Linked DNA regions of Mus musculus: regions 2 and 3 are each linked to region 1. The links are chromatin loops, found by intact Hi-C in ENCODE. Cell type or tissue: left cerebral cortex. All regions are shown on one strand. Each heading gives the region's core, and the rest is flanking DNA. Links, peaks and the distances in the headings are about the cores only. Region 1 has its middle 40 kb from the start of Gm25388. Region 2 overlaps Nr4a2 (nuclear receptor subfamily 4, group A, member 2). Region 3 has its middle 45 kb from the start of Gm25388.

Region 1 (10,679 bases), core at 1,738-9,737:
TAAATCCCAATGTTCTCGAAGGGAGATTTGCATGAAAGAAAACAGGTGTTTTTTGTTTTTTTGTTTTAGTTTTTTTGTTTTTTTTTTTTTAACCTTTTTAAAATTTAGAAGCTGGGCATGGTGGCACACGCCTTTAATTCCAGCACTTGAGAGGCAGAGGCAGGTGGATTTCTGAGTTTGAGGCCAGCCTGGTCTACAAAGTGAGTTCCAGTACAGCCAGGGCTGTACAGAGAAACCCTTTCTTGAAAAAGCAAAAAAAAAAAAAAAAAAAAAATTTAGATGGCTGTCACAATGGCTAGGTGGGTGGGTAAAGGCACTTGCCATGAAAGCAGGTGACAGGAGTTTAACCCCTGGAAACAAAGGTGAAAGGCACAAACTCCTGCAAGTAGTCTTTTGACTGGGACACACACACACACACACATTACAAAAATAAGTTTAAGAACTACAAATTCAAGTTATTTGTCTGGCACAAACCAATATAGATATACACACATTTAATTACATTTCTCTTTGAGAAGGAAAGAGTTTGTTTCAAGTTTGTTGCTTCGAATGTCTGTTCAGAAGTCTTTTACACTGGGAAGCCCCTCAGTTGAGGCAGATGTTCCGTGAGGAGTACTTGCTGGAAATATTTCAGGACAGAATTTTTTGTATCCAGCTTCCTGTTAATCTTAGAACAGGACCAGTTACATTCTGAAGACAAAACACAGTCACCCATCAGAATCCCCAGCAATTTCCAGATGCTCAAGTCCCTTATATAAAATGGCTTTAGAGACTGCAACTACATCCAGATGATATAAAATGCCCTATGCAATGTAAATTCTAGGAAACGGTGGTGAGAAAACTTCCCAATGTTCAAAAGAATCAGTCTTCCTGAGTATTTTGGGTCTGATGTTGGCTGAATCTGAGGATGCAGAACTCACAGGGTCAAAGGACTGGCTGCAAATGAATGGTACAGGGCATGCTCTTATCAGGCAATTTCCACATATTTTAAGGAACACCAAGAAGCACATAAATTTAAAAAATGCAACAGTAGAATAAGAGTCAAGTAATAGATTTTGGAGCTGGAGAGTTAGCCCAGAGGGTTCACAGCAATCATGTGTATGTGTGTGTGTGTGTGGGGGGGGGCGGAAATGACCGCTTGGAACTCTAGTTCCAGGGAATCCAACAGCACACATATATGGAGAGAGGTATTCACACACACACACACAAATGTAATAGCTGACATGTGATTTACAGTCTGAACCTCAGGGGCTCAATGGATGAAAAATAAGGATTGAAATATAGTCAACAAATTTTATTCTTTGTCACTTAAAACCAACCAAAAAATTTGAACATTTGGGCCCTTTCCTGCCTTCTGAAACACACACACACACACACACACACACACACACACACACACATGCACACCCCTTCATATATGTGTATGTTTATGAAATATGTCTATGATAATTTACAACATGTTTCAAAACCTTTCTATGATTTCAGGAACTAAAAGACAAAAGTAAAAATACTTGAAAATAAAACAAAATCTTTGTTGTTTTATTAGAAAAATTGAAATAAGAATATATTTTAGTAAGCTTTAAAAATATTCAGAAATACTGATATTGATTGTCAGTTTGACAGGATCTCCAATCACCAAGGAGACCAACCTCTGCACATGGCTGTGAGGGAGCTTACCAATTGGATGCATGAAGGTGGGAAGACCCACCCTAACTATGTGTAGTATCATTTCATAGCTCTGCTTCAGACGGTGGATGCAAAGTGACTGACTGCTTCACATTCTAGCTGCTGGTACACCACTCTGGAAATCAGTTTGGCAGTTCCTCAGAAAATTGGACGTAGTACTACTTGAGGACCCAGCTCTACCATTCCTGGACATAACCCGAGAAAATGCTCCAACATGTAATAAGGATACATGCTCCACTATGTTCATAGCAGTCTTATTTATAATAGCCAGAAGCTGTAAAGAACCCAGATATCCCTCAACAGAGGAATGGATACAGAAAATGTGGTTCATTTACACAATGGAGTACTACTCAGCTATTAAAAACAAGGAATTTATGAAATTCTTAGGCAAATGGATGGTACTAGAAAATATCATCCTGAGTGAAGTAACACAATCACAAAAGAACTCATATGGTGTTCACTCTCTGATAAGTGGATATTAGCCCAAAAGCTGGGAATACCCAAGATACAATTCACAGATCACATGAAGCTCAAGAAGAAGGGAGACCAAAGTGTGGATACTTCGGTCCTCCTTAGAAGGGGGAACAAAATACCCATGGAAGGAGTTACAGAGACAAAGTGTGGAACAGAGACTGAAGGAAAGGCCATCCAGAGACTGCCTTACCTGGGGGATCCATCCCATATACACTCACCAAACCCAGACAATATTGTGGATGCCAAGAAGTGCTTGTTGACAGGAGCCTGATATAGCTGTCTCCTGAGGGGCTCTGCCAGTGCTTGACAAATACAGAGGTGGATGCTGAGCTCAGGGTCCCCAATGGAGGAACTAGAGAAAGGACCCAAAAAGCTGAAGGGGTTTGTAGCCTCATAGGAGGAACAGCAGTATGAACCAACCAGTACCCCCAGAACTCCCAGGGACTAAACCACCAACCAAAGAGTACACATGGAGGGATCCACTGCTCCAGCCGCATATATAGCAGATGATGGCTTTGTGGGTCATCTATGGGAGGAGAGACCCTTGGTCCTGTGAAGGCTCTATGCCCCAGTGTAGGGGAATGCCAGGGCCAGGAAGTGGGAGTGGGTGGTTTGGTGAGCAGGGGGAGCGGGAGGGGATAGGGGATTTTCAGAGGGTAAACCAGGAAGAGGGATAACATTTGAAATGTAAGTGAAGAAAATATCTAATAAAAAAGCAAGAATATGCCTTGAAAACAAGGAGATGGCAGGGCAGGGTCCAGTACCCAGAGAGAATGATAAGATACAACATAGGAGATATATTTAATTATAGATTGTTAGAGTTCTCCCCTCTTTCACAGATCTGTGTCTGTCTTACGATCTTTGTAGTACATCGTATGATAATCAGAAGAGAGTCACACATTTATCTTTAAGATGGAACAAATTAATGTAAAGAGACAGTGTACCTTACCTACTGTTTGTCATATGGCTGGGATACCATGAGGTTAATTCTTGTCTTCTCATGGCAGAACCCTGTTCTGTTTGTTTACTGAGACCAGGTATCAGTTGATATAGCCTAGTTGCTCGATACAAATACTTACTGGTTTCATTTAATCAGGGAAAATTTAAAAATGCAAGTTATAAAGCTTAGCAAAAATATCTCCAAACATTTCAGAACATAAATGCACTCCAAAATTACTTCTGTTTAAGAGTCTTGAGTTGGCTACAAGCCAATCTTGAAATGTTATTCTTCTGATGAGTGTCTGGGACAAAGAAGGAGAGCAACTGTACAATCTGCTTATAGTACTTTGTGGTGCTTAGAGATAAGAGTCACTGCAACTTCCAAAGTCTCTCAAACTGACTTCTGTACCTGTGGGGTAGAGGAGCTCTGCATAAGGCATTTCTGAGAGAGTCACTTGAATTTCTAAGTGAGAGATGGAACTTCAGAAGCCATAACATTATGGATGTTTGCTGATGTTTGTTCTTATTCCAAATCAACAATTTAATCCTCAAATGGGTTTAAGAATCAATGTTTTATTTTATTTTTAATATAAAAAAATCCATCTTTTAGGACAAACACAACCTTTACATGAATATTTTTAATCTCTTGAAACACTTACTCTCAAGTATGGTATTTTTTTTAACACCTTTAAAAGATGTGAATTCTAGTGGCACACTAACACTGGGCTTCTGGTTTGCTCAAGGATAAAAATGAGAAGACAATGCAGGATGAGGCCCAGTGATCGCAACATACCTTGTGAGGGTTTTCAAGGGTACCAGTTTCCCAAGGTGCAGCCTCACAGAGTTAAAGAAAGTTAAACCATGGACACTAATCACAAAAAAACAGGGAGAGAAGAATAACATAGACATTAGCTGAAGATGATATCGTAGACTAGATTGTGGGGGTAAATTATCACACAAGAAAAATAAATTGAGGTTAACAACACTAAGTGTAGTGAGGGGGCATTGAAGCACAGGGATTTGGTTAAGATCTGAATCTTGGCTTTGTCCCCCAAAGCTTCAGAAAAAGTATTTATCTCTCCACGTTCATCTTCTTCATCTGAACACCGGTGTTGTTTATGCTTTCTTGTGGGGTTTCTTAAAAAATAAAGAGGTCATACACATAACACATTTTGTGTTGCTTTCTACACTTAAATACTGTTCAGTGCAGTTACTTTTCACATGGTTAAAAAAACAAAACAAAAAAAAAAAACCCTAGCATTAGCTATTGAATAGTTTGCTATAAATTTCAGTTAGAATTGCAAATATTTTGACAGCAGAGCCAGAATAAAATATTATCTAAACACACAAGTAGAAATTAATATTGTGAGTCTAACTGGACCATTTATGTATGTTCTTTCCTTTTGAGTTTTTTTTTTCTTTCTAAAAAAAACAACCACAATTTACTGATGAGTGGGCAGAATTGCTTTTCATAATGTCTTTCTAATTCATTAAAATCATAATAAGGTAAGTTAATTTAGAAAGCTTTTTTCCTATAGTGCTTATAAGTCTAAATGTAATTCAGAAAGTTTAGAATCAAGTTTTACTTAAAGATTAATAATTTTAAAGTTATTCAATTAAATTCTATATGCGTTTATTGAAAGCCTACAAAATGCCCGTGATTTAATTTTATTCATCAGACATTATTAAATCCATGCTGTTTTAAATTAAATCCACGCAAAATACTATAGAATAATCACATTCATTAGAAATAGCACGAATCTAATATGTATTAAATGCTAAGCACCATCTGACTCACTTGTCTCCTTTTCTAGAACAGAAATAATAAATCAGAACTTAGCAACTTCTGGGAATAAAAACAATCGCCTCTTTACTACCCTCGACTTGGCACATAGCTTGGCAACAAACGCTTTGCTGAAAATCAATCAAAAGAAAAAGTCATGTTAATCACACCCACAGAACAAGCGGCCGAACTTAGTCAACTGCGCATGCTCAGACAACACAAGCGCCCGGAAGCGACTCACTCAGTCTCTTGCCCTGTGAGTCTGGTCTCATCTGAATAGAGGATCATTTGTTAAGATTTCCAGAAAGAGGGACTAGAAGGAAAGCATATGCGCATATCTCTTAGAGAAACAAAGAGAAATGTAAAGTGGGTCATTCATAGCATTAAGAAAAGTAAAAATAAAAACAACCTTAGATGTGTATTTTTCTTTGCTATTTTGATAGCCAGTGATTTGGGTCCTTTCTAGAATAAAGATCTTTGGAAAGAAATCATCAGGGTGCAGTAGCACTCTAGTGAAATTTAGGAGCTTGCAAAGCTGTGGCCCGGTCTATCCTGGATTACAGACAGAATTGAGATAGAAAGATCTTATGCCTGGGAAAGTGGAGACCTCCACCAGCTGTTTGGAAATAAGTAAATTCCAAAGATCCAGCTCCCCCAAGGAAACATAGCAACTCCACCCCTCAAGTGCAAAATCACGCGTGGACCTTGTGAGTTCCCTGCTGTGACCACGCAGAGTGATAATTGAAGTTGGGGACCTTCACATCTCTGAAAGGGTGAGAGGTGCTTTTTGTCCCTACAAAGCACAAGTAAGGCTGCCCAGTGACCGAAAAGAAACCTGGCTCTGTAGTTCACACAAAAGTCCTGATTTTATAGGCAAGGCAGGCAAAGACCACAGTACCGTGTGATGTGAAAATACTGCCTACCTGGGTTTGGACTGGACGTGCAAGCCGTTCCTTATTGTCTAAAATGTAATAGAAATGCAGTACTCTGAACAAAAAAAAAGGTGGTGGTGGGGGGAATTATACGTTGGTTAGAGAACAGTGAAGGTTTCCAGTAGTTTCATAGGCCAACCAAATGTCTTTTTCTGCCATGTAAATGCAGTAAAAGGATATCTGAATTAAATTACAGGATTTATAGTCAGCAGGAAAACGAAAGCACCGAAAGATCACTTTTGCGTTAAAATTTGGTTTTCTCAACTAGCAGATATTTTTAAAATATAGGTGCCGTGTACTAATGAAGTACATCAAAGCACATTATGCTCTGCATTTTGTGAGAACTAGGCAATTTATAAATGCTATTCACATTTAATTAGGAGTCATTTCTTTTCCATAAGCATATTTACTCGGCTCTCCTGTTCCTACGGCAACCCAATGAGCGCTACAGCTACAAGAACAGCCTAGACTAACGTTAGAAAAGGACGGAGATTAATGAGCAGGCTCAATATTAAGAGTAGAAAGCAAAACCCAAGCAGAGACCGGGAGAGGAGCATTACAAAGAAAGCGCAAGAGAAGACTCCTCTTTCAAGGAGCCTATTTATAGCAGCGCAGATCTTATTTATTCAAGAGTGCCCGCAGTATACAGCAAATACAAGAGATGACTCATTTAGTGCTAAGTTCTGCTTAATTGGCTAACCACTCAGGTATTGTGGAGCACAAATACATACATATATACACACATGTACGTAATTATCTGCTTAAGGCACTTCTCAAGGGACCGCACAAACAGCTCTGCAAGCGTTGTGCTTATGGACGGTCCCTTTAAGCACGGCACTTGTGTGAAAACAGGCAGTATTTAAATTTGCTTTCGTATAAAAATGATGTCTTAAAATGTTTGGTGAAAAAGAAAAGGATTCATAAATCTGAATGGCCACAGTATTTTAAGGGTATTCCTCTACTTAATGCTTTATTTTAGTACTCCACTGTTATTAAAAGGTTGACTTGAGAATAAATGAATTGCTAACAGCACCAGAATCAAACATAAATAGAGATCAGAAATTTTGTATATATGCAACTTTTATTCTGCTTACAAACGACATTTCTTAATTTAAAGGTTTAGCTAGGAGAGGGAGCGGTAAGGAATGAAGGTTTTAACACGTTGCCTTGATTTTTTTTTCTTTTTTTGCAAAAGTTATATGATTTTCCTATTAGATACAAGTTAGAGGTAATTTAGAATTATTTCAACTTTGATATAAGTAAGGCAAATTAAACAAAAACTCCCAGAGTCAAGCTAAAAAAAGAAAAAAAAAATCTCAATGTGATCCAAAACAATATGTGGGAGAGACAATGAGTCTCACAAAAGGCAAATTAGAAATTACAGAAGCCTTGTTACCAAGTCTCCTTTAGTAAAAGTGTCAGGCTCTTGGGGGCAGCGTCCTCTTGCTATAACAACACAGAGGCAACAACACTGCTATCAAGGCTTTCAATTATTCTGCTTAGCAGGAAAAAAGTAAAAATGTTTCCTTCTGACCTTTCTACATTGCTTCATTAACTCTAACGTATAAGCAACAAGTAAAAAATGAGAAGCAGCCGACATCCCCCTTTGATAAGAGCTGACTTGAAGGAGAGGCCTCTCAGTAGCATCTTAGGAGTCTGGGTCTTCCTAGTCCATCACCACTGCCAATTCAAGGTGGGACCAAAAATGCCTGCCCAATCCATACCACTTATTTTAGTTCAAGCAGGACATTTCATATTTGACTGGCTTTGGATCTAGCAGGATAGTTGTGTATGTGAGCTGGTTTGTACATTTTTCTGCTGTTAGTAGTTAATACCAAAATTATTTCATTTAGCACTATAAATGGAAAAAGGAAACTATCTTATAAAGGCTCATCTATGCAATTATTAATGACCCAGGATTCTGTTGTCTCAGATCTACATGTATAATATCATATTAAATACTGGTTAAAATGAGGCATAATAGCTTCTACCTGCGATTTTCCTTCGTGAAAAGGAGCCCTTTCCAGCAACTATTGTCTATGCCTTGAATTAATTATGTTGAATAATTAAATCACCAGGCATTTCTTCCCCCAGATAACCTGTGAATCCGAGTCCAGCGTTTCTATAGGTACTTTTGTGCCTGCATCAGAGAGTATTTTAATACCAAGGAACACAGCAACTTAAATGCCATTCCCTGGGATTCATGAAAAAGCAATATATGAGAGTAAATAGGGCAAACACCGACAACAAAAGTCCCCCACTTGGAATCAAACACGCAATGCAAATAGAAGACAGACACCTAAGCAGAGAGGCTAGGGGTAAACACTGTGCTCTTGAGTCTTTCCTGAAAATGTTCCCCCAGTCTGTCTTCATCAAGAGTATTCTTCTATCTTTAAAAATGAGTTCTAGGGCAGTCAGGGCTATACAGAGAAACCCTGTCTCGAAAAACAAAACAAAACCAAAAAAAAAAAAAAAAAAAAAAGTATATTCTGATCGGTCATCGGTGACTCTTCTTCGCCCGGCTATCCGGGTGGATTGAAAATGCAGTCCCAGGGGCAGGAGCTGAACCCTCCCTCGCTGCAGATAATCAGCACGGAAGAACAGCTAACTTCTTAAATAATCACAATTACATTTCTCACATCCTTCTCTTCCCCCTTCCTGGTTTTTCAAACGTGGGGTTATTTATCAGAGGAGAAAAACTGGAGGCTGCTTTAGAAGGCAGTCAGGCACTCCTAACCTAATTAGCGTTAGCCACCTCCGAAAGTAAATCCCCACGGCTTCACGGCTCCAGCTTCCCTCCCCGCCCTCATTCACCCCAGCTACAGGAGCACCTGAACTGAATGGAGCTACCTGCCAGACTGAACCCTGCTGCCCTGACCCCCAGCAAGGCGTACTAAAGAGAGATTTGCCAAGACCTTGCAGGCAGTCAGGTGAAACAACAGCACGGGGGCTGATGGAAGCGATTTGCTTTGTCTGTGTTCAAACTTCCTGCCTGCCACGACAAAAGACAGCCCAGAATCTGCTCCAGTTTGGACGCCTCCATGCTCAAATGTAAAGCTCAGAAAAGAATGGAGATTCGCAGATCTGATAATGAGCCAGTTAATGACATAAATGATACCTCAAGAACCTCACTAAACCATCCAGGTCCTACAATTTAATCTGTAATAAATACTCCTGCATCATTGCGAGATGGCTGCTCATAATGGCAAATGAAATATGCTGGTATGATAGGTACAATAAATCTGGATTTTCCTATGGTTCCCTCAGGCTAGAACAATATGTAACCACAGTGCGCACTGTCAGGATGAGCAGATCTCAAAGCCATCATAAAATCTAAATGGGGACTAATTAGGAGGCCCTTCCCTTCCAGAGTTACTATTTCTATTGACATTTTCCATGCATGAGCCCCTCCATAACACCATAAGTCACCAAGATAAGAACTCCCTAGATTATAGGGAAAAAGCTTTAATGGAGAAGTTGAACTCAAAGGCGATGCATAAATTTTCCTTTTGATGTGATGGGAAGTCTGTGTTCAGTACTTTCTTTACAAACTTTCAGGCTATGAACAGGTACTTTTTAATTCCTGTGCATGATTTTTTCTCTGTCTGGCTGGTACCTGGTTCCTCTCTGATCCAAGAACAGGAGTCTCAGGGAGGATATTAAAGTGGAGTGGGCAGCTGTAAAACTGACGGTTATGGGTCAGGAGCACTTCCGGGAGCATACTTGGCAAGTTGGCTTCCAGGTCTTGACTTTTGTCTTGAAGATTCCTGTTCCCCTAAAGGTCACTGAAAATTCTAATTTCCCAAGGCTCTTCTGATGTGGGAAGGGACAGATTTCCCTAAACTGACCTTTCCTGTGTAGGAAGTGGGTTAAATCTTTTGATAACCAAGACTGCTACAGTTCCTGGGAAAATGTGTGTGTGTGTGTGTGTGTGTGTGTGTGTGTATGTGTGTCTGTATGTGTATGTGTGTTTGCTTGTTAGTGTATGTGTGTATGTGTCGGTGTGTGTGTTTGTGTGTGTTTGTGTGTTTGTGTGTGTGTGTGTATGCGTGCACATACTCACTGTGCATTTGGCTGGGATGGGGATAAGATTTACAAGCATCCTACCAGTACCCTAATGCGTGAAGGTGTTGAAAATACATGAGGCCATAATGCTCTGACAAAACTACTGAACTGTTTTGAGAAACAAAATTCTTATTTGAAATTGTAGGGATAATATGAACAACTAATCCTATAAGGATGTCATGAAGTTAAAATTCCCTTGGAAATTAAATACAAAACAAAACAAGTCACTGTGAAGTTTATTAATTTCAGAGCATTAAACTTAGAATAGCTATGTGGGAAGAGGATGGGAAAGCCAGTATTCTGCTTTCTCAATCTTTGCTTTATTAAGAAGAGCCCACCAAAGCTGTCAGAGTTGGACATGATTAAGAAATGCAGGTAGCAGTGAGGGATGGGGAACTGGGGGTAGCCACCAGAAAGTCCCAGATGCCAGGAAAGAAAGAGACTCCAGGACAAGATTCGCTGAAATACCCAACAAAACCGAGGGATAACCTATAGAGACCATATCCAGAGGTTAGGTAAGGTCCCCATTGAGGGATGGGGCTACCTATTCATCTCCAAATTTTTAATCCAGAATTGCTCCTGTCTAAAGGAGATACCGGGACAAAGTGTGGAGCAGAGACCGAAGGAAAGGGTATCCAAAGACTACCCCACTTGGGGATCCATCCCATATATAGACACCAAATCTAGACACTATTGCTGATGCCAAGAAGTGCATGATGACAGGACCCTGATATATCTCTCTCCTGAGAGGCTCTGCCAGAGCCTGACAAATACAGCTGTAGATGTTCACAGCCAACCAT
Region 2 (10,679 bases), core at 1,808-9,807, 510 kb before region 1:
CATATATAAAATGTCAAACATGTCAAAACACTCATGAATACCAACATCTCCCACCACACCACGGCCAATTTTAAAGGTTATTTAGGGCTAACACATCTGCAAGTGCAGATTTTACAGCAGCAGACTTTATTTTTCTCAGATATATTAAAAATAAGTCACTGATGTGTCAAATGTTTGCCACATTGTTTCCACACATGTAGCCCATGTTGAAACTTCTGCTGGGCACTGCTTAAGGCAGGCCCATTGCACTAACTCCCGGTATCCCGTGTGTTCATTATGGATCTCTGGAAGCAAGCTTTTTTTACTGAATCAATTCAGCACACTGAGATGATAACCAAGCAGGAAAAGCAAATGTAGCCATCTTTTTTTTCTCTCAAAAATAAAAATGTCTCTCAGGGTCTCCATAATTCAACCTTTCAGAATTCTTTCAGAATATGTCACAAGGCTTCCTTGTCCCTAAGCCTCTGATCATGAATTATTTCTGAATAACTGCAGACAAGTGAGTTTTATAAAACCAGAAGCGTACCACATGCAGAACATGCTTATCCTATTCTCAGCCCTCAGATAACTGAAGCTTAAATTAAATGTCAAAGCTGAACAAAATCTATTGTATAAGCAAACGGCTGACCTAAATCCACCATATTTTGTTTGCCAGTGTATATATTCTAATAAATTTTGAAATATAATAAGGCTATTTTCACTACCCTTTGACCATGACAAGCTAGATGCAAGAGAATCTCCTGAAGAAATATTACTTTCTTGCTCAACTCTCTAAACAACATCTATTTATACCATTCAGTAGACTGTAAGAGCAGCTTGTAAGGAAATGTAACACTTGAGCATCGTAGATTGCAGACACCCAAGAAGTAGTGGAAAGAGGAGAGAATGCAGACAAAGCCAGGTTTGCGGTTTTACTGAATGTCCTGCTCAGAACAGAGCACTACAGCAAACTAACTTTCTGCTGTGCTCTGTCGTGTTTCTAACAGGAAGTTCAGAAGTTGGCTGGAAGTCAAATAGTAGACACAGAAGGATTCAAACCTCTTAAGGAAGAAATAGGCTTTTTTTATCCTTCCTGCTTTTTCAATGACTTTCTCTGAGACATAAAGGTGGGCAGCCATCATTCTATTTTCTTGACTACCAAAGTAGACAACTATGAACCCCTTTGTTGTGAAAAGCAATGAAAATCCTCTCATTTAAAATGTCAGAGAGAAGGTGGGAGAGATGGCACATGCTGCGATCCCAGTAGGCTGAGGCCGGGGGATCCTGAGTTCAAGATCAGCCTGGGCTACATGGTAAGATCTAACCTCAAAATGAAAGACATTTCAGAAACTGGAGCATTGTGGTGCTGTGGCCACCCCACTCTGACTTCTTGTCAGCATGCTAACCGTTCCTGAAACAATAGCCTCTCAAGCCAGGCCCACAGATGAGAAATCCCCACCCAGTGTGTGAAAAGGCAGTACCAAAAGCCTTTAAAATGCATGTTTTGACTCTAAATTCTAAGTTTGATAATTCCAGGTATTTGTGAATGAGTTCCTTTGCTCTCTTCTTCTCCTCATCTGTAAAATTAAGATAATGTGACCCTCATAGATTACAGTTCAGAGGATTATATCACACAGACTCGAACTTAAACGTGTGGTAGGTAGATGTTACTGTAATGGATGAATCTCAAAAACTGTGGGATGAAACCTCGGCCTGCTATCTCATTCTGCTTCCCACAACAGCCCCAGTCTTTGAAGGAGTCCAGATCACCCCAACTGGAAAACTGTTTGCGAACAATCTCAAGCTGCAGTGGCATGGCCTGGGGTACAAAATTTCATGCCAAGGGTGTTGTTCCTTTCAATTATTCTTTTATCACAAAACTTGAAGCTTCTGAGTGGTTCCCATTAATGCAAGGCTTCCTCTCCTCAAAGCCACATGGTCTTCAAATACTGCTGTTAAAGCCATCTTACCCACCCACCCTGTGTCATCCGGATATCTTTCTTACACGGTCTTGTTCAGCCACGTGCATTTCTCTTGCTCTAAACTCATCCACATTACTGTTGCTATCCAGCATTCTGTTCGTCTTTGTCATCTTAGACTTCTCGTCTCTGCTTGCCTTAAACTCTACATTCTAACTAAATACACCCTGCAAATTTCCTTCTTCCACTCCTCAGTCCCCCTTCCAGTATGGTTGGTTGGTCACAGTCCATCCCATTCACTTCCCACTTCAGCTTCCTTCCTTCTACCAGACTTTAACTCTACTGGGTTAGTGTCTAGACAATGGAGTGTCCTCTGCGGTTCCTTCCTTCTCTCTGGCTACCTCTATGGCTTCTCTACCCTTCTTCCCTCTTTTACTAGGGAAAAGCTGCCAAAGAACAGAGAGAAGGTAGCTATCTGCACATGTTCCCTGTCCTTCCTCCTAGTTGATAACCAATTAATTGGCTTCAAGCATATAGTGGGTCAGAGGATAAAGAGATGCCGAGGTCTGTTGAATGGGGTGGTGGTTGCTTCACACATAGCACCACCATCCAGCACGACTACCATCCAGGATAGTCCTTAAGCAGTAGCTGACAAACTTTTAAACGGAGACCCACTCATAAATTATTTCATATTGTGCCCCAAGAAAAGTTTCAGCATCAGTACGGAGACTTCCTAGACTTCCTATCTTGTGAAAGTACTCTTAATTTCTCCTCTTTATTTTTCATGTCTCTAGGGGAGGATCCTAATAGCAAGTTCTAATAACTTTGCAAACCACCAGTCGTTCGAGGGTCTTGTTTCAAAAACTCCGTCTTACCACGCACTGATGAAGAGTCCTTTCTCTCCTAATCTCATACCCTAATCAAAATTCCAATTTAGTTTGAGGTTGTCAGTACAATCCTCTCCTTTAAGCTTCCCGAGCCAAGAAGTCTCAACAGACTCAGTCCCTCTGGAAGCCCCCTCCTGTTCCAGTGAAGTTCTCGTGCAGCCCGCCAGCTACCCTCTGCTGCCTCGGGAGGTCTCAGGCAGAAGCCTGCGTTTGCATGTGTCTGCTAAAACAAGTGGAACGCGGCTTGGAAATCCTATTCCCCTTAAACACTTAGATGGAAATAAGGAAGAACAGTGAAAGACCAGCGGAGGGAAGGAACAAGGACCTAGGATGCCACCATTTGCAAAACACTGTCGGGTTCGAGCAAACGCGGGTCCGAGCAAAAGCTGGGTTGAATCGCCGTTGCCGACCTCCTTCCCCGAGGATGGCCCCGTACATAGAAGGCCTTCCCCGTGGCCCCAAAGACCCGCTCCAGGCGCTGCCCCATCCTGCCACGAGGCTAGTCCCTCACACCTCCAGGCGCAACGGCCTCCGGCTCCTTAGGCTTGTAGAAGGGGACCGGAAAGGGGGGGGGGGGGGGTCGCGGCCGCGCGCGCCCGTTGTTGCATCGGGATGTGGACACACGTGTACATCACGCGTACGGCGTGGGGATGCGGGCAACTTTCCCAGCCACGCCCCTATGTGAGTCAGGACCACTTGCAAAATGTCCTCTCCAGGGAGTTTTGTAGGGCACGCCCTAAGGCTGCTGGAGACTGACCTCAGATGCGGGCGCAAGGAGAAGGCGCCTAGTCCGCACCGACACAGGGCCTCAGTGCCCTAACGCACCCAACCTGGCCACGAGGTGAACGCAGAGTCTATGGCGACCTCGGCCTTGTGTGGTGGTAACACACCTGAGGAAGACTCGGGAATAGCTGGGAAAGACCGAAAGGAAACAGATATTCTGTCCCGGGGTGTCCAGAATATCTCTCGGTGCAACCTTAAGACACAAACTAACTCATCTCCAAAACGCACCAGGGCGAAGCAGGTGTGTTGGCTGGCGCATCCATCTTCTCCTGTGGGTAACTGCAGACACGCGCCCTGTCCAGTCTTGCTTGGGCCTGGACATCACTCGCAAAGAAGAAGACCTACTAGACAGCACGACCTACTAAAGCGGGGTGTGTATTCAGAGCCCAACTTCTAGTTGGCTTGCGAGCGCGTCAGAGGCTTTGGCAGGACTAGGTTTTCAGGCCCGCCCACCGCTTCCTAGGGGCCACGTCAAAAGAAGTGAAACTTTTCTTAAGGAAAGGTCCATGAGACCTTGGACCTCGTGGCTCCAGCTCGCTCGGACAACAAACCAAAGGGAAGTCACTTCACATCACCGCCATTCAACTTTGGATTCTAATAAAAATTCAAACGCGGATTTCCGTGTGTTGCTTTAGTATTAAAGAATGAATTAATTTTTAAATGATGACCTATTTGGATCTCTTATACTGCCTTATCAATAAAATCCGCCTATATCGAGTCAGTTCACCTCTGCGAAACGTAACTGCTCCTGCCGCAATTCTGACAAATAGGCTTTCCCAGTGTCTAGCAGGCATATGCTCTTATTTGAGACCTAGCTGAGACTTTTGAGAAAAGCAGGGACAGATCAGTCCCTCCGCTGAAAGTCCCCAACAGAGAAGCTTCCAAGTGGGATTACAAGTGCGGTCTGCGGGGTGAAGGGGGAGGGGGAAGTTTGGGTTGCTGAGAAACTTCCAGGCCCGCCTAGAAAGCAATAGTTCACATCCTCCCATACCAGAGACAGGTACGAGGGGGGGGGGGGTGGCGGGGGGGGGAGGGCTCGATCCTTGAAGCCCACTTCAGAAGAGACCATATTAAAAGACACTCTTTCCCAGACCTTTATTCAACCATAAAAACAACAGTGGAAGAAAGTTTTGGATTTCCGGGCTAGATGCCTTCCTGTCCCCTTTTCACCTTAAGGGAATCTGTCCCCTTTCTTGCAGAGGACTCGGAACCAAACAAACAAACGCCTATCCCACCCTGGGAGGTGAGGTCAGCCCGAGAGACCCTCACTCCTTTCTCTCCACAGCCACACCGGCGCTGCGGCATGCACGATGGATTTAAAAAAAAAAAAAAAAAAGATTCGGGTGCGAGTGCACAGTTAAGCAACGCCTGGAGCTGGTGGCTGGAAGACGCGCGACTTGCTTGCGCCCTTGGGAGTGCTCCGGTATTATTACGCAGTATTAGATCTGGGGAGATGGAAATATACCCCTTACAGAAAAACTTTTCGGTCAAAATATTACAAAGAAATTGGAAGGCATCATTAGCTTGTGCACTCCTACTTGTATCTATTTCTTCACTGAGGATGTTTTGGTTTAAAAAATAGTTAGATAGTTGAGTATGAAAAGTGACACCCTCAAAGCCAATACATTCTTAAGAGAACGTGAAATTCAACCTTCGAGTGACTTTTTTAAATTGTCAGAAAAATCTTTCTCTTTGTTGGACCCCTATAAATAGAGTATTAGCGGCCCTGGTGTTTTAGGAGATAGAATCCCCAAACACTCTAGAGACAAAGCCAATCTGGTTCAAAAAAGAAGTAATCAAGGCAAGGTCTGTGTCGTGGGTGTGGCTTGATGCTCTTTCTCTGGACCATGCACATCTCTTGATAATCAGCACCGGCGGCGATTCAATTTGAGCGTGTGTGTGTGTGTGTGTGTGTGTGTGTGTGTGTGTGTGTGCCCACCCTGGGAGCGCGCGCGCGCGCGCACACACACACACACACACACACTCCTCTTAAGCACCCTCTGGCCAGTTTCAGAAAGCCAAAAGTCTAAGCGAGGGAGAGCAGGAAACCCAGAAAGACTATGACCCTCAATCCAGATAGCAGAAAGGCGGAAGCCACGGAACACCAGGCAATAGAACTGCTCATCCATTCTTGCTTTAAATTAAGGCCATCTCTCCAAAAAGCCAGGCCGTTCTAGGCAACCTCTCAATGTGGAAGTGGACAACGAAGACTTTAAAATAGATCTCTCAGATCTGAGAAGTGGGTGTATAGATGGTCATGACATTGGAACAATGACCACGTATTGTCTACTGCTGAAATGACACTCCGAAAATGACATGCAAGAGTCATTAGGCAACGGAGGTGACTAGGAATCCCTCATCATAAAGTTAGACCTCTTCCTGAAGAAATTCTATACACTTTGATTTGACAACATAGAAAGAGTCTGTGTCTCTTCCTGGGCTATATTTCTAGAAAGAAAGACTAAGACTGGAAAGTTGTGAGCAGAGAGAACCTTTGAAGACCGGGGGGGGGGGGGGGGGGGCGGAGAAGACGTTTGGTGGGTAAGAGCCGCCGAGATAGAATGTGACTCTGAAGTAGAAACCTTACCAGGGACAACCTAGGAATCACAATCCAGCCCAGTAGATGCAGTACGGAGACAAGGAAAGCATGGATCTCTTAAAGTCTCCAGAGACTCACTTTTCCCTGACGCCGTCATTGGCCTCAGATGATGCCTGCGGAGTCCTTTGGGGAGAATCAGCCTTGGGGGTTCATTTCTGGGCTCAACTCTAAGGGATTCTGCAGTAAAATGTAATTGTCTCCGGGCGCAGACACCTGGGAGAAGAGCTCATTCTGTCTACTTAAGAGTTTGTGGTTTTGACTCAAAATAAGATGTGAAAATAAAATGCAGTCGCTGGTCTGATCTTAAAAATGCACACATACACTAGAAAATTGGACATGTCCTGTTTGATACCCTATATGACCGATTCCCTTTACCCCTCAGAGAGAAACCCATTCAGTAAAAATAGCTTTAAACTACCACAGGGGACTTTCCTTGTCTCTTTTTGCCAACCATAAAACAATTGTTTTGACAGGGTAAGGAGTGAGACCAGGTAAACTGGCGGCAGGATACTCTTCTGACAGCCATTTTTTTAAATGAAGACCTTTTTTGTTTGTTTGTTTCTTTGTTTGTAAATTTCGGTGACCCCCAAACTATCTGTAATTAGCCAGGGTCATGAAGCAGGATCAACCCATCTTAAATCTCTCCTTAAATTCAGCCCCAGGCAGAACTGGACTACCATCTGCCCAAGGATACCTGGTTGAAAGCCAGATCAGCTGAGAACTCGGGCCCCTTCCTCCACGGAAAGTTGATTCTGAATGGAATACGAGAGCCTCATGTTAAAATTTGCTTAAACTAGATCCAAGACTGGACAAGGATCTTTTTTTTAATCTGAAATAATTAGAAGGTGGAAAGTTTCTAAAAGTTCAAAGCACACCTCATCACTCCCCACCAGAGGAGGGGAAAAAAGAAATGTCTCTCCAGAGCTCTAGTGGGAAGGCTGACTCAGAACTCCAGCAGAAGGCCTGGAGTGCTCGGTCCCACACTCATAGAAGCATGCACAGGAATTGAAAAGAGCAAAGATAAAGTAAAAGAGAATTCAAATCTGCCTTTCTGAATCTCCAAGCACAAACTTCGGAATGCTGTTCCCCTCCCCCCCCCCCCAACTTCACAAGATTCCCAACTTGGAAAAGTTCAGATTGTTGGTCTCCTAAGCTGCACTTAACTCAAAACTTACAAGAGTAAGATATTCTAAGTTGATTCTGATAAATGTAGGTCAGCAGACTGGAAAATTCAGGCAAAGTAAAAAAAAAAAACAAACAAAAAAAAAAAAAAAAAAAAAAAACACTGCATGAATTCTCTGGATAATTAGTTTAGTGACACCCTTCCCTTTGCCACAATGGATCTAGGCTGTCAGTCTGAAATTCAGATGTCCTGTAAGTGACCTCCCCAAATCAGTCTCCACTTTCGCCTCTTTCTTGTACCTGTTGTTTAGTAATCATTTTCCTGGCCCAGAAATAAGACAGAGTTCTGTTCATTTACGTGGTTTATTGTTGTAAACATTAAAATTGTCTTTCTTAAAGAAAGAATTTATCAGGAAAAAAAAATCAGCATCTCTAACTGTCGTACACCATAGAAAAAAAGGCAGTGACTCATCTCATGTGCCGTACTAGAAATATACAAAGAAAATACTACAGAATATGGCAATATTAAAATTCTTACTCAAACATAAAATAATATATTGACTGACAATTTTAGACATAAAAAACAAAAACAAAAAAATTCAAAGTGCTCAGTAATTTCCAGGGAGTTATGTATATTATAAGCACTCTGGAAACAGTCAAAAGCTGCTGCATGCAAGTTTTGTTTAGCTTTAGACAACAAAATAATCAAGATATAAACTTTCTTTTATCAACATCAACGGTACATACAACACTTACAAACAAGGAATGTTGGGCGGTGTTACAAACACTATGTGTCCCTTTTGTCAGGATTTTCCAATGTACTGATACTTGTGCCCACCTATTATACAATTGAGAAAAATGTTTAAGCTCAGATAACTACCAATCTTTATAAAATCTAACAGACTACATAGTGTCTGAAATACTATTTATATAATATAGACATTACTGAAGTAGCAAGTGCCTATAACATCTTCAACCTAGAATCACATGCTTGTCCCCTTTTTATGTAGTTATTTTCTTTTTTTTTTTTTGCAAACACACTTACTTTTTAGAATTTGTAATATTTATTCATAAATAGGCACAAAATAATTTAAAAAGCCAAACTGCATTGGATAAATTTACAAGCCTCTGCCTTCAATTCATGCCACCCACGCAACATTTAGTTTTACTATATATTACAGCTTTCTTTACAGCAGAAAACTTTGAAGTCTTGTTAAAGGGCAAAATAGGAGGGTCCCATTAAGGTGTGTGTGTGTGTGTGTGTGTGTGTGTGTGTGTGTGTGTGTTACATTTGTCTTAACTGCAACAAGCAAGCATGGCCAAACATTTCCCATCATACATTAGCAATCTTTCTTCTGAACAACAAACTGATTTTGAACTGATAATAAAAAGTTTATACCACTGTACTGTGTGCTGTCCGTTTTCTAAATCCAGGATGCCCCGGAGCCAAAATGCCCTTTCAGGTTCTGCCTGCAGGTTAGGAAATAGCGACAGTTTTTATTTGTGGTTTGTTTGTTTGTTTGTTTACTTAAGGGGTGAGGGCTAGGGGTCTACAGAAGGGAGATAAGGTGAACTGGACACTTCAACCAGCTCTCTGCCCATGTGACCAGCCCCCTCTGGATGTTATTTTTTTTTTCTTTCCAGTTCTTTGACGTGCTTGGGAGAAGGTCTTAGAAAGGTAAGGTGTCCAGGAAAAGTTTGTCAATTATTGCTGGTGGTGGTACCAAGTCTTCCAATTTCAGGTAGAAAATGCGCTGGAGGCCCTGTGTGCAAAGGGTGCGGAGTTCTGGCAGCTTCCCCAACAGTTTAGACAGGTAGTTGGGTCGGTTCAAACCCCCATTATTGAAAGTCACATGGTCTTTAAGACAATTTACAATTTTGTTTTGTAGCTCTTCCACTCTCTTGGGTTCCTTGAGCCCGTGTCTCTCTGCAGAAAATGCAACCAGAAACAAAAGAATGCAGAGGGGAGTTAGTCAGATGGCAGAATCAGAAAGAATCTGCGATTAGGGAAAGCCATGACCGGTCCCACCAGAGGAAGTTCGGAAGGGGAAGTGTCCTGCACCAGCAGTACTGACCTGTGACCATAGCCAGGGCAGCAATGCAGGAGAAGGCAGAAATGTCGATGTTCATATTCTGCAAGTTGGAGGAGAATTCAACAATGGAATCAATCCATTCCCCAAAGCCACGCACGCATTGCAACCTGTGCAAGACCACCCCATTGCAAAAGATGAGTTTACCCTCCACTGGGTTGGACCTGCAATTAATACCAAAGAGAGAGGGGAGAAAAAGAGAGAGAGAGAAGCTAAACAACTAATTACTTGAAGAGCAATAAATGAGGGATTTAAGAGGCACCTAATTACTGAAGAGTTAATAAAATGTAGACCAGTGGACCTTGAAAGGGTTTAATTTCATAACAATCAAGAACTCCCCTATCCCACCACCACTCCGGTCACCCAAGGCTCTGGGCTCACTCCTTCCCTTCTTCACCTTTGCTTTGTTTTTATCTTGCCTCCAACCCCAACCCTTTTCTCTTCCTTTCCTTTACTTCTGATCCCTCCTCCAGGCCTCATTCATTACCTGTATGCTAAGCGCAGAACAAATAATTCTAAGAAAGCTGATTCAAAAAGCAGGTCCTGGTCGGCTTTGGGCAGGTCAGCAAAGCCAGGGATCTTCTCTGCCCACCCTCTGATGATCTCCATAGAGCCGGTCAGGAGATCGTAGAACTGCTGGATATGTTGGGTATCATCTCCACTCATCTGATAGTCAGGGTTTGCCTGGAACTGGAATTTCATTTTAAAAAGCACTTAATGAGGTTCTCTAAAATATATAACCCGTGAAATTGCTAACCCCGTTTCTAGTAGGGGAGCCAGGTTTTTATAACAATTAAACCTCTCTCTGACCAGTAAGGAAATTAGATGTTCCGGGGCAATTAATTCAATTAGGGACGGTGCTATGAGGTCGCTGCTTTAAATATGTAAATTACCATTTCCATACAGACTAAATACAGTGCCATCCAGCCCTGGGAAACGTTCAGTCTTATCGCCACAAAACAATTGACACGGTAGTATTCATGCTAATCCCAGAGTGGGTCTTGCACGGAGGCGCCTTTTGCAAAGCTTAATAATATTGCAGTCGCTACTAGGTTTGGCCACACTCCCTCTGCCCAAAGCCTGCACATTTTTCACAGCTGGAGTAAAAGAAGAATTGCACCACTTGATCCCTGACCCGGGGACAACCCCCCCCCCCCATTGCCATCCCTTCCACCCCTCTTTTCACTCCCTGGCCCCAGACAAGTCAAGGGGGAGGGGAATGTATTCTAGTAACTTCGTAAAGTAGACTTGGGAAGGAAGGCTAGACTGTCTAGGTTTTGCCTTCCAGACCGCAGCTGGA
Region 3 (10,679 bases), core at 1,569-9,568, 85 kb after region 1:
GATGCTGAAGTATGTGGGAATGGAGATGAGGTAGAACTGTGATTCTCAACTTTTGGGCCCTGACCCCTTGGGAGTCAAGTGACCCTTTCACAGGGGTCACCCAAGACCATCAAAAAGCATAGATATTTACAATTCATAATTTCAGCCTTTGGGTGGTCTGAAGCTGACATATAGGTATAACCCGGAAGCTGCATCAGCTAATGAGTAGAGCTAACAGGAACCACACCACTGCACTCATTTTTGCGAAGCTGATAATAAAGAAATCTGCATGCTTTTATGCTTTTATCATCATATGATTCTGCAATGCCCAGGATTGGTATGTTCGAATTCTGGGAACTCATGTGTTTAAATGTCACGCTATCTTATAGCAATGTTTTTAATGTCCAATCATTTAGCAATGCGTCTTCATGTTTCCTTGGGATATACATTCAGAATCTGAGAAACTGAGTTTCTAGGTAGCCCTAAATGTGGGGGAAAAAAGGCAGCTGATGTCTGAGGAAGGTGTCTTTGAGAAAGTGGTATTTCACACTGGCTGTGACTATGTTAGTATTGTTCAAATACTAGTACTCTAATCAGAAGGACTTCAAGTTCATATTCACAAGATAGATAGCGTGTACCAAAGAGGAACAGAAATACTGAGTTGTGAGTAGCCAAGGGATTTATTTAGTGTCAGCTAGCACATTTTTTTATGGTGTATAGATATGCTTTAGGGGTAGCCAATGCTTGCTCTACTTTCTTAAGAAAGTATATAAAATTCATCAAAATTAGGAAATGCCAATACATTTTATGTAAAGTTTTAAATTAACCATTTTCACCTCCAATTTCGTATATCCATATTAGAATAAAAGCTGTAAAATAGCAGCAAAGGATAAACTGTTGTCACTGCCTTGTAACCAGGAATAACAATCCAGCTTGTTAGATAATGATTTGGGAACACTGACAAAAGAGTTTCCAGTTATACACGAACCAAAAACCTCTATAGATTAAAAACGAATTATGTAACCTTACTTTGAAGCACTCCACATTATGTTTTTATTGCACCAGTTATTAAAGCTATGTATGAATGGCTTCAAATGTAAGTATTAATAGTGGTTGGAGCTAAACTGCAATACAAATTTCTGTATGTGTAGCTATTTGCACACACACACACACACACACACACACACACACCTATAAACACACACAGCTGTTTCTCCTTTTGTGTTCTGTCATCTTTGTGCAATTTTACTTTCCAGTTCATTCTCAGAAAAGCCCCTCTCGAGGTTGTGCTTTATTCTTAATTCTTAACTTTCCAAATGATAATGGTTTAAAAAAGGACGAGTGTCTTCTACCACTTAATACATAAAGAAGTATAAAAGTCTCCATTGTGGGTTAAACATGGAGATGTCAGCACAGTCACTGGTGTTCCACAGCCTCTGGAATCAACCATAACTCTATCTTTAAATATTTTCCTCTCCTGCATCTAGCCCTTACCTCATAGCCAAGCCCTGAGAAAGAGTCCCTGGCATTGTAACCCAGCCTGAAGTTATGCACTGCCTGCTACTGTGACCCACTCTGATGGTATGCACTGCCTGCTACTGTGACCCACTCTGATGGTATGCACTGGTCTAACTTAGGAAAGTAATAATTTCATCACTAAATGGCAAATCAGTGGGGTTATCTTTGTGACCCTTTTCTTATATCCTCCACTGTCAGTATATCTTGTGGATGACACTTGATCAGTGAAAGATCCAAATAAGACTTTTCAACTCTTCAGGATGACTGACATGAACATGATAATGTGATATTCTTCATCCTGCACTTTCAACCCTGTGGATGAGAGCATCAGAATTTAGCTGGACATCATGCAGGTGATGTATGAGAGTATAATCTCATTAATTCTGCAAGGACTGAATGCTGTGCTATTTAAAAGTATCAGCTTGTTTACATGTTCAAGTCACATTTCCAAAATAAAAGTGTATAATGCTGTATCAGGGAAAATTTGAAAAAAATTGGGAACATGTAGTAAAACTCTTTTTATTTGAATACAAAATTTCCACTTAAAAATATTGTCAGTTCAAACACGGATTTTGGAGTTGTCTGTGCTTCCCAGAGAGAAGTTTGCCATTGCTGAAATAAGCCCCTAAGCTGAGTATTCTACCAAGGAGTCTGATGCTCCTACCTAACTGGCCAATTCTCAAAGGAAAATTCAGTTAGCTGAAAGAAAGAAATCGTCAAACAATTATTTGGGCAAGTGTTATACTTTTAAACTAAATATGCAAAACACTGTCATGATGTCTGCCAGGGCTCTTGTTTCTGGTATTTCAAAACTATACTACAGAACACTATGGCTTTACATAAAGCCACAACAGTGGCCAGTCCATCAAATAGGATAGGGACTATTGTCAGAAATCAGAGCTTTATGTGTGAGTGTTTTTTTCAGACTAAATGAAGACAGTGATGGAGCAACACCAATCATCTAAAAATTAGCTGAAAAATGTTATGAGATTCTCTACATTTAAAACATTCTATTTTCAAGAAAAATGTTTTAGAATCAAATATTAACCTCCCCTTTGCAAGACCTGGACAAGTTAAATATCTGTTCTTGCTTACATATGCCTTTTGCTTTTTAAGCAAATTCACCACTACATGGATATAATCAGATTCAGAGAGTGATTAAGAGTGTGTTCGTGCATACACACATGTGTGTAGTGTTGCATGGGTATTTTTAAATTATTATTCCATTTCTAACAAGCCAAGTATTTAACAATAAAGCCTTTATACTCCTACATCTTACAAAGTGCAAAAATCTAATTGTTCGTTGAAAACCCCATCTTGCTCAGATAATTCCATCTATGGTCGTGTCTCTTCTGTCTGGACCCTTTGGGTCCAAACATTCTAATGTTACTCAAGTGACAGCTGTGTTTCTTCATGCTGGTAAATTATCAAGTGAGCAAAGATGAAGCTAGAGTAGATAAACAGTAGGGTGCTGTTTGGTTGGAAAAAAAAACAACTTAACTCTGTTTATTCATTCAAATTCTGTGGAAATTAAAAGGTGCCCCAGGCTCATTTATTTTCTTTAATATTGTACATTGAGTTACTAGAAGATTTCCTGTTCTCAAGTCACACCACACACACACACACACACACACACACACACACACACACACACAGAGGCAGAGGCACACACCATGCTTGGTTACTATTTATATACTATCATCTGCCAGGGTCTTTGAAATTTCTGTTTTGCATCAAAGACAAAGCCTTCTTCTCTCTGACTGCTCATTGAGGGTTTCCTGATACGGGAACATAATTAACTCTTTCCTGGCTTAATTTCTGCATTTTAAAATGTAGGCAGATATGACAAAAATGGAGCGCTCAATCCACAGGGTGGCCATTAACTGCGCTCCGTTCCTGTATGTTCTCAATTCAGACCACAATTACTGTCAGGGAATGGCCCGGGAAGCTCCTTCGTGTACGCAAACAGGAATACTATTCATTAAAGAGCACTTTCAATAAAATAGAATCTCTATTTTTTTTAATGAATATTTGAGAAAGAAAATACAATCTTGGGTTCAGAAACCTGCAAGACAGTTATTATTCTTTTAATAATGTAGACTGTCTCATGTACATACACGGAGAGTTGTAGGGGAAGGAAGCAGAAATGAGACTGTGGGCTTTAACTCAGAGGAAATGAAAGCACAGAGCCACTGTAAACGAAGTCAATGTTAAATAAGGATTTCCTGGGAGCGCCTACAGCAGCCATGGCTTGCTTTGGGTTTTATTGATGTCCCAAGGATGATAGATTCTACTTAAATCTTTGAAGCCCAGTTAAATATAAGAACACGAGGCACTTTAGAAACTGAAAAACACCATTAGGCTCTTCTAAGCCCTCCACTTCCTTCAAGAATTTATCACTCTGAACCTAGTTCTTTTTTTTTTTTTTTTTTTTGTTTAATTTATTTTTTAGTTTTAATGATGATGAGGTTTATACCTTTTTTTTGATTTTTGGTTCTGATAAAATGACTAGTGACAGCTTTGTAGAAAATGAGATCAGTGTTATTTAATGCTCAAGAAAAATGTCTACAGCCTTTTCTTTTTAATAAACTTTAAACATGAATCACTAATAAAAACAAAAGCAAGATTAGTGTTATACATAAGGGTAAACATGTATATGTAGGGAAATGAGCTAGGAGGTGTTTTAAACGTGGAAGCAGGTTGCTCTAGTGGCAATGTACCGCAGGGACTTAAGAGAGCAAAAGCACTCTCCAGAGAGTCCCTTCTTTCACCAAAAACACCCCAGGAATTCTCCTCCTCTAACAAGCCGTCCAGGGAAGAGCTAAATTGTACTTTCCAAGAAACAATCAGATCACAAGTCTTTAAAGGAGCGACAAAATAAATAAAATACATAAAACCCTAAAGCAGAAGCAGGATAAGGTTAAGACACGCCATCCTTTTTAAAGAAAAGAACTAACACCAATTTAGCATCTTCCTGAAGAAAGCAAGTTTTTCATAAAGGCCTGAATTGACAGGGGGTTGAACAAAACCAACCCGAGACTCCACAAAAGAAACCGACTGCCAGTTAACCAGTTATCATCTGCATCCTGGTATTAGTTTCCACTCATGTCTTAGCTAATAGAACAAGGGCTAATTTTCAAGTAAGTTTCCTGAAAACAATTTCCCCCACCCCCGACTTTGGCTTTTCTGTTTGGTTACCCGTGGAGAGCAAGAATAGACACTTTGCTGACCGAATGTTTGGGAATAGGAGGATAGTAGACACGCCTTTCAACATTTCATAAAGCAGGCTGTTTTTCCTCTTGTCTATCAATGGCATAGAGAAAAGAGCAGAATTACAGAGACAGCTTTTCCGCCCGCGTGTGCCAGTCACGCATGGAGTGAAAGGCATTACCCTTTAAACAATTTGGGAGTGGATGGCGTTAATAGGTAGGACAGATAGTTACAAAGTCCAGATTAACTACAAAGCGCAGAGACATGTGCAAACTTGTTATGCGGTGAAAGGGAACAGACAGAGGCGATTATTTACCATTCTGGGGACCCAGTTGGAGCAGAGCGAGGAGGTTCCGCACAGCAACATTGCCCTCTTTTGGTAAAACAGGGCATACTGTGTTTACCTCACTGGCAGGTGAAAGCATTTCTTCAGGACACAGAAATTTTCCACTGCAAGAAAAATGACACAAACTAACCCAAAACAGAGCATGGAGCAAGAAGGAGATGACTTCTGTGTCTAGAAAACTGACAACAATCTCAACAGTAAAGAGCCGACGGGACGTGCTAACAAAGAAACCTCGAGACCCCAGTCTTTCTGTGGTCCCTTTTCAGCGACAGGGGGATTATTTACTCCTTAATTTATCCTTGACAGCTTCAAGTCTTCTCCAATAAAATCAGAATCATGTAGGAGTCAGATTGTGACCAAATAAAGCAAGCGCTAATTCTTTTGAAGCCCACCCCCTTCCCCTCTTATGCTTCAATATGCAGTCTGTCCTCAGGCAGCGGGAGCTGAAGTCACTCAATAGAGCCCTTTAGTCAGCAAGCATTTTGTGCTTTCTGGTTCTAAGGACTCTGCAGTGATTTAGAGCAGTGAAGGAAAGGGGGCTTGATTACATCAACAAAGGGAGAAGGCGCTGCCAAGGCAAGAAATAAAGTTAACCTAATTACTTTTACTCAAGTTGAAGGCACCCTCACCACTCTATCAATAAGAATAATTTCAGCCTTGTCACTGCTTCTAATCTTCTTTCTGTTGTAAGTTAGAGGATGGCTCTTGCCAAACCCTTATTATAGGAATTTTCTAATTAAAACTTTAGGTATATAGAGATACCCACCACAAATGCAGATGGGCTGAGCCAGTTTAGAACGGTGTGCTATTCTCTCTCCAGGACTCTACATCACCGTCCTTGCTAAAACATTTGTGAGGGATGACACCTGTCTTTTATTGATCCTGGTCCTTTTAGGGGCCAGGTCAAAGCAAGGTCATTATGTTTCTTTAATAGTTTTTGAGAACATTGACTTCACAAAAGAGGGAGAATACTAACTCCTGTTTTTCATTTGTTTGTTTATTACTCCCTAAATATAATACCAGGTAAGACGACAATGCTTCTCTGAAAGTGAAAAGTTAACTGTAAACTAAGTAATTCCATTCTTGAGATGTCCTTTTCAGCTTTTTTTTTTCCACCCTCTTTTCACTCTTGTGGCTTAGAAAGTCCACATCACTATATTAGGACCATTTTCAAAGCAGAGATTTTAAAAAAAAAAAATTAAAATTTAATGCTTACCTCAAATTTTCTTGATTTATGTGCAAGAAAAAAAAAACAAAAACAAAAACAAATAAACGACCCCCCCCCCAATGTGTGACTTACTACAGTAGCTGAGAACAGTTCTAAATAAAACTTCCAAGGAACCACTTTGAGGTTCTTTTCAACCAATTTGGACTGCCTTAAGTCAGCCAATGATGCTCTTACTGAGAAAGCTTACATATTGAATTCCTATCAGTCACCTTATTTTACCTTTGCAGAAACTCCATGAGGTAGATAAGGGTCCTGTGATGGCTGGCAGGTCTTACTGATGGACAGTGAGGCTGGAGACACAGCTCATGTTTGTCTCTGGGGGGGGGGGTGTTGTTGTTGCATGTACAGGTGAACTGGAGCCAGCCATAGTTCTAATTTTGTGTCCTTTCATGCCTCCTGGTTTTTGCCACCAAATAAGTCATTGCAAAAAGTACCTTAAACTATAGGGAATGGAACTTCAACCCAGCAACACTCCTTACTAGCACAGAGAACCTTAAGCTGTATAGAAAACACCATACAATTGAAACTGAGCATGGGTCGTTCTGTTCACTCTTGATTAGAGTGATGATGAAGTGCAACATAATCTTAACCAAAGAGTATTTTACGTGGTCTCTGGTCCCATAAGACTAAAGATGTTCGGTGTTCTCGATTCCTGCTACAACAAACACTGCTGTTGCTTCACAGTGACAAATAAAGCCATCCGTTAATGTCCCTGTTCCTTCGTGATCACACTGACATTTATCGCTCCCACATCCAGGGGCTCCTCTCCACACTGTGCCTCTCAGCCTCTGCAGGATTCATACCTGAAGGGATGGAATCTAATCTCCCAGTGGCAGTATTTGAGGGGCACATAGGTGGCAAAAGCAATTGTATAGGTCTGCCACCAAACACAAACAGCATTCCAGGTAAGCCTTGCCAGACAGCATCGTCCTGTTAGAGCATATTTTCACTGAAATCCCCTCTGAACCTAAGGAATTTGCTTACTATTACCTGTAGAAGAATATGTGCTTGTGCAAATTTCTCTTGGCCAAAATATGCAAGCCCTTATTACAGTAAGAAAGAATTGGTTCCCTGTAGTCATCTATGTCTTTCTGCATGAATGTCTTCATTGACCTTTGAGGCCAGCAGCATAATTGGGGGGGTGGAAGAAGAAATGAAATTTATTCCGGGACAAAACAAAACAAAGATTGGTATGGTTGCTGGGTTTTTTCATATGGAAAGACAGGCGTTTTTGCCCCCTGTCTTTGTGAGTGCCAACGTGGACAGACATGCACTGTGGATACAGAATAACTTGTGTAGCTGTTTTATTTTCACATAGGAAATATAATTCAAGCAAGATTCAAGTGACATTTTCCAGCATGATACTCAAGTTATAAATAATGATGTTTCTTGCATTTATTTTTTTTCTAGGCTAAAATGAATGCGAAATGTCATAAACGGACGTTACCGCTATCATTTAATCAGTCAGTCAAACAGTGCTCAGACTAATGGCAAAAACCTAAAAAGCATCTTTCACTTTTCTTTTTTATTTAAAATTTTTATTTATTTATCTGTTGTACACCGTATCTCTCTGGCAGGTAAAACAAAACAAGAGGGATCAGGGTATTATGAAAGGATGCTGTCACAGGGTTTTTTTGTTTTTTGTCTTTTGTTTTTGTTTTTGTTTTACATGAGTCACACAATATTTTATTAGTATTCTATAAAACACTGTCTCATTTCTTTGCAAAGTTTCAGCTCCCCGATTTTTGAAATACTTTTAGATGTTTAACAAGCAGCAGAATGCTTGCAGTATCTGTACATATTTATGCTTTATTAGAGTCATTATTTCAATTGACCGTTTTTACATCGTTCAAGTTTCCTTTCGCTCTCTTTGTCTATCTTTGTTAGTGTTAATTTGGTCTTCTGGACTAAGAACCCAGTTTGTATAAGAATTAGAGCAGGTGAAGAAAAAAAAATAAATGGAGTTTTGAGAGCAGATACTGCAAAATTGTTTGGGCTGGTGGAGAATTTGCATGTTCTCATTGCAAGCGCTTAGTCCTTCTGATGCTTCAACATAACTGAGTCCCAGTGCTTTTCAAAGGAACCTTGTGGACAAGCGCCTTATTTAGCATGAGCTTTCTGCAAGTCACATTTCCTAAATACATCGCTGAAAGGGTAGACACATTTTCCTCCAGCAACGGTGCAATAATGGTGGCTCAAATCTCTGACTACGATCTTCCTGCCACCACCTTCAAAATGTTGTTGGAAACATGGTCTTACATTTTCAGAGGAGATTTATTAAAATGCCTGGCTGTTTTCAAACTGGTAATCAAACACCAGAGAAAAATAATAAAATTGAAATGGGCTATTTCTGAGAAGCTGCAGCTTGAGGAAAGCAGGTTTAATTAGAGGAGGATGAGGATGTGGGTGGAGCCTGTTGTGGGGATTCTGAAGGGGACTCCTGGGCACTTTGAAGGGCTCTCAGGTGCACGGTTCTGGCTGGTGATAGTGTCTAATTTCACTTCACAATTTGAGACCCCACTTCACTCTTTATTACAGGTGTCTCATGAATGCTTATCAACCATAATTGAGGTCATTGTTTCTCTGTGTGTTCTCGAAGGGGAGCAATTGCTTAAGGGGAAATGATTATCTTGGGAGAGCCACGCAGTTGATGGAAAGAGAAAAACAGCATCAACAGCAACAAACAGCCTAACCACAAGTGTCCTGAGAGGAAACAAAAAAGTTATAAGTGTTGCTTGTCTGAAGGATGAACACAGTGGCCTTCAGTTTGGGTCCTTGAGGAGTGGCTTAGGCACATATTCCCTGAGCAGGACGACCTCTCTCCAAAAAGCTAGCAGAAGCAACACCGAGGCTGGTTACATGAGAGTGGGCTGAGTTAGGTATCCTTTCTTTGAGAGGAGATATGCATGAGATTGGCTGTCTGTGTCCCATAAGTGGGAGAATCAAGGAGACTAATAGACATGCAACCTTCTTATGTTTGTTATCCTGTATTTTAAATATTTGTGAGCTCAGTTTCATATATAGTAATCTATGAAATAGTCTATTTACACATGCATAGGTGTTCATATATAAAAATTATATATATATGTATGTATATATATGTGTGTATATATATACATGTTAGAAGGATTTGTGTGTATAGATATAAATTTCAATACATCAGGAAAAAGAAGTAAATCAAAGAATTGGTGGCCATGAACATTTTTACAAATAATTTCCAACTATACCTTCTTTCAGAATTTACTTTTTACTAATTTGATAAAATATATATTACAAAACTTTGCAAGTCAGATAACTTTGTAAACAGAATTTGGAAAGGATATGCTTAACAGTAAAATGGTTTCTTGAAACAATATATATATATCTAACAGGACTCATAGCTGTATTTCTTTTTTCCTTTCTTTTTTTTAGATTTTTGAGACAGGGTTTCTCTGTATAGCCCTGGCTGTCCTGGAACTCACTTTGTAGACCAGGCTGGCCCCAAACTCAGAAATCCGACTGCCTCTGCCTCCCAAGTACTGGGATTAGAGGCGTGTGCCACCACGCCCGGGTTCATAGCTGTATTTCTAGGAACAAAATCTCATGTCAATTCAATATACATAAGACACATGTTATTCCTTACAAAAGTACATAACGGTTTTGAAGGCTCTTATGCAGTTCAACTTTTCCTAAGACCCCGTGAAAGACATACTGTGATAAAGCAAATAAATTCTATGAGAATTTATGAGAATGCTACACAATTGGTTTAAGAGTATACATATGTATAAATTGAAGCACAAATTTTTCTGAACTCAAAAATCTATTGCTCTTAACAGTCATATATGCTTGAAATTATGCTCTACCGAGGAGCATGGTTAGAATAGATAAAGTGTTACATTCTTTGTTTTAATTTCATGGTGCTTAATTTTAGGTTGCTTCTTCTGACAGTGAGCTCCTAAGACAGTGTCAACAACAAAGGACTAATCCTTCTGCAGCCATTGTCTAATTGATCATTGTGTCTTTGCCTGGTGAGAGGTCTATGAGATGACTCAATATCAATGCCCCTTGTCACAGAAGGGACAAGTAATAGAGGTTAGGTGTTTTCCAGACAGTCATCACTGCTTCTGAAAAATATTCTTCATAACACTCTGATGTCTGGGTTGTTCGAGCCAGCCCTTTACATTGTGTCAGCCTTTCCCACGGGTCCTCTTCAGGGTAAGAAGGCATTCAAACCAAACCCCAAGGGCTCAGATAAGCTGTACCTTCTTAAGCCACAATACATTAGATATCGGACAATGATTTTACTAGGTTAAAGCTATTGTTATAAGGGATCCAATAAATAGTTTCCCATAATTAAATGGAGTCACTGAGGTGGTTTTTAAACTTCTGGCTTCTTTTATTACAGTTTTAAATCATACT

Evidence for each region. Peaks named below come from ENCODE experiments on the same cell type or tissue, not always from the same donor. Only the 100,000 strongest peaks of a DNase experiment are listed, where the experiment ranks them.
Region 2: a loop joins it to region 1, with 2.8 times the contacts of the local background. A loop is called at or near these places in 4 of 42 quality-filtered maps.
Region 3: it touches region 1 in a loop (15-fold over the local background); 4 of 42 quality-filtered maps call a loop at or near these places.

Annotation. Positions count from the first base shown.
Region 1 is chr2:57,608,356-57,619,034 of GRCm38, forward strand. No RefSeq gene overlaps it. Among named protein-coding and RNA genes, the nearest start is that of Gm25388, 40 kb to the right of the region's middle. In left cerebral cortex, for the core only: no CTCF peak of the experiment used is centred there; DNase peaks (open chromatin) are centred at 5,069, 5,854 and 6,282; H3K4me3 peaks cover 1,867 bases; H3K27ac peaks cover 861 bases.
Region 2 is chr2:57,099,197-57,109,875 of GRCm38, forward strand. It overlaps Nr4a2 (nuclear receptor subfamily 4, group A, member 2), which reads right to left. Exons shown (of 8, transcript NM_013613.2): 6 at 9,867-10,069; 7 at 9,365-9,543; 8 at 8,030-9,216. The coding sequence ends at 8,960. Among named protein-coding and RNA genes, the nearest start is that of Nr4a2, 11 kb to the right of the region's middle. In left cerebral cortex, for the core only: no CTCF peak of the experiment used is centred there; no DNase peak of the experiment used is centred there; H3K4me3 peaks cover 753 bases.
Region 3 is chr2:57,693,914-57,704,592 of GRCm38, forward strand. No RefSeq gene overlaps it. Among named protein-coding and RNA genes, the nearest start is that of Gm25388, 45 kb to the left of the region's middle. In left cerebral cortex, for the core only: a CTCF peak has its summit at 5,089 (motif pointing left); a DNase peak (open chromatin) is centred at 5,032; H3K4me3 peaks cover 384 bases.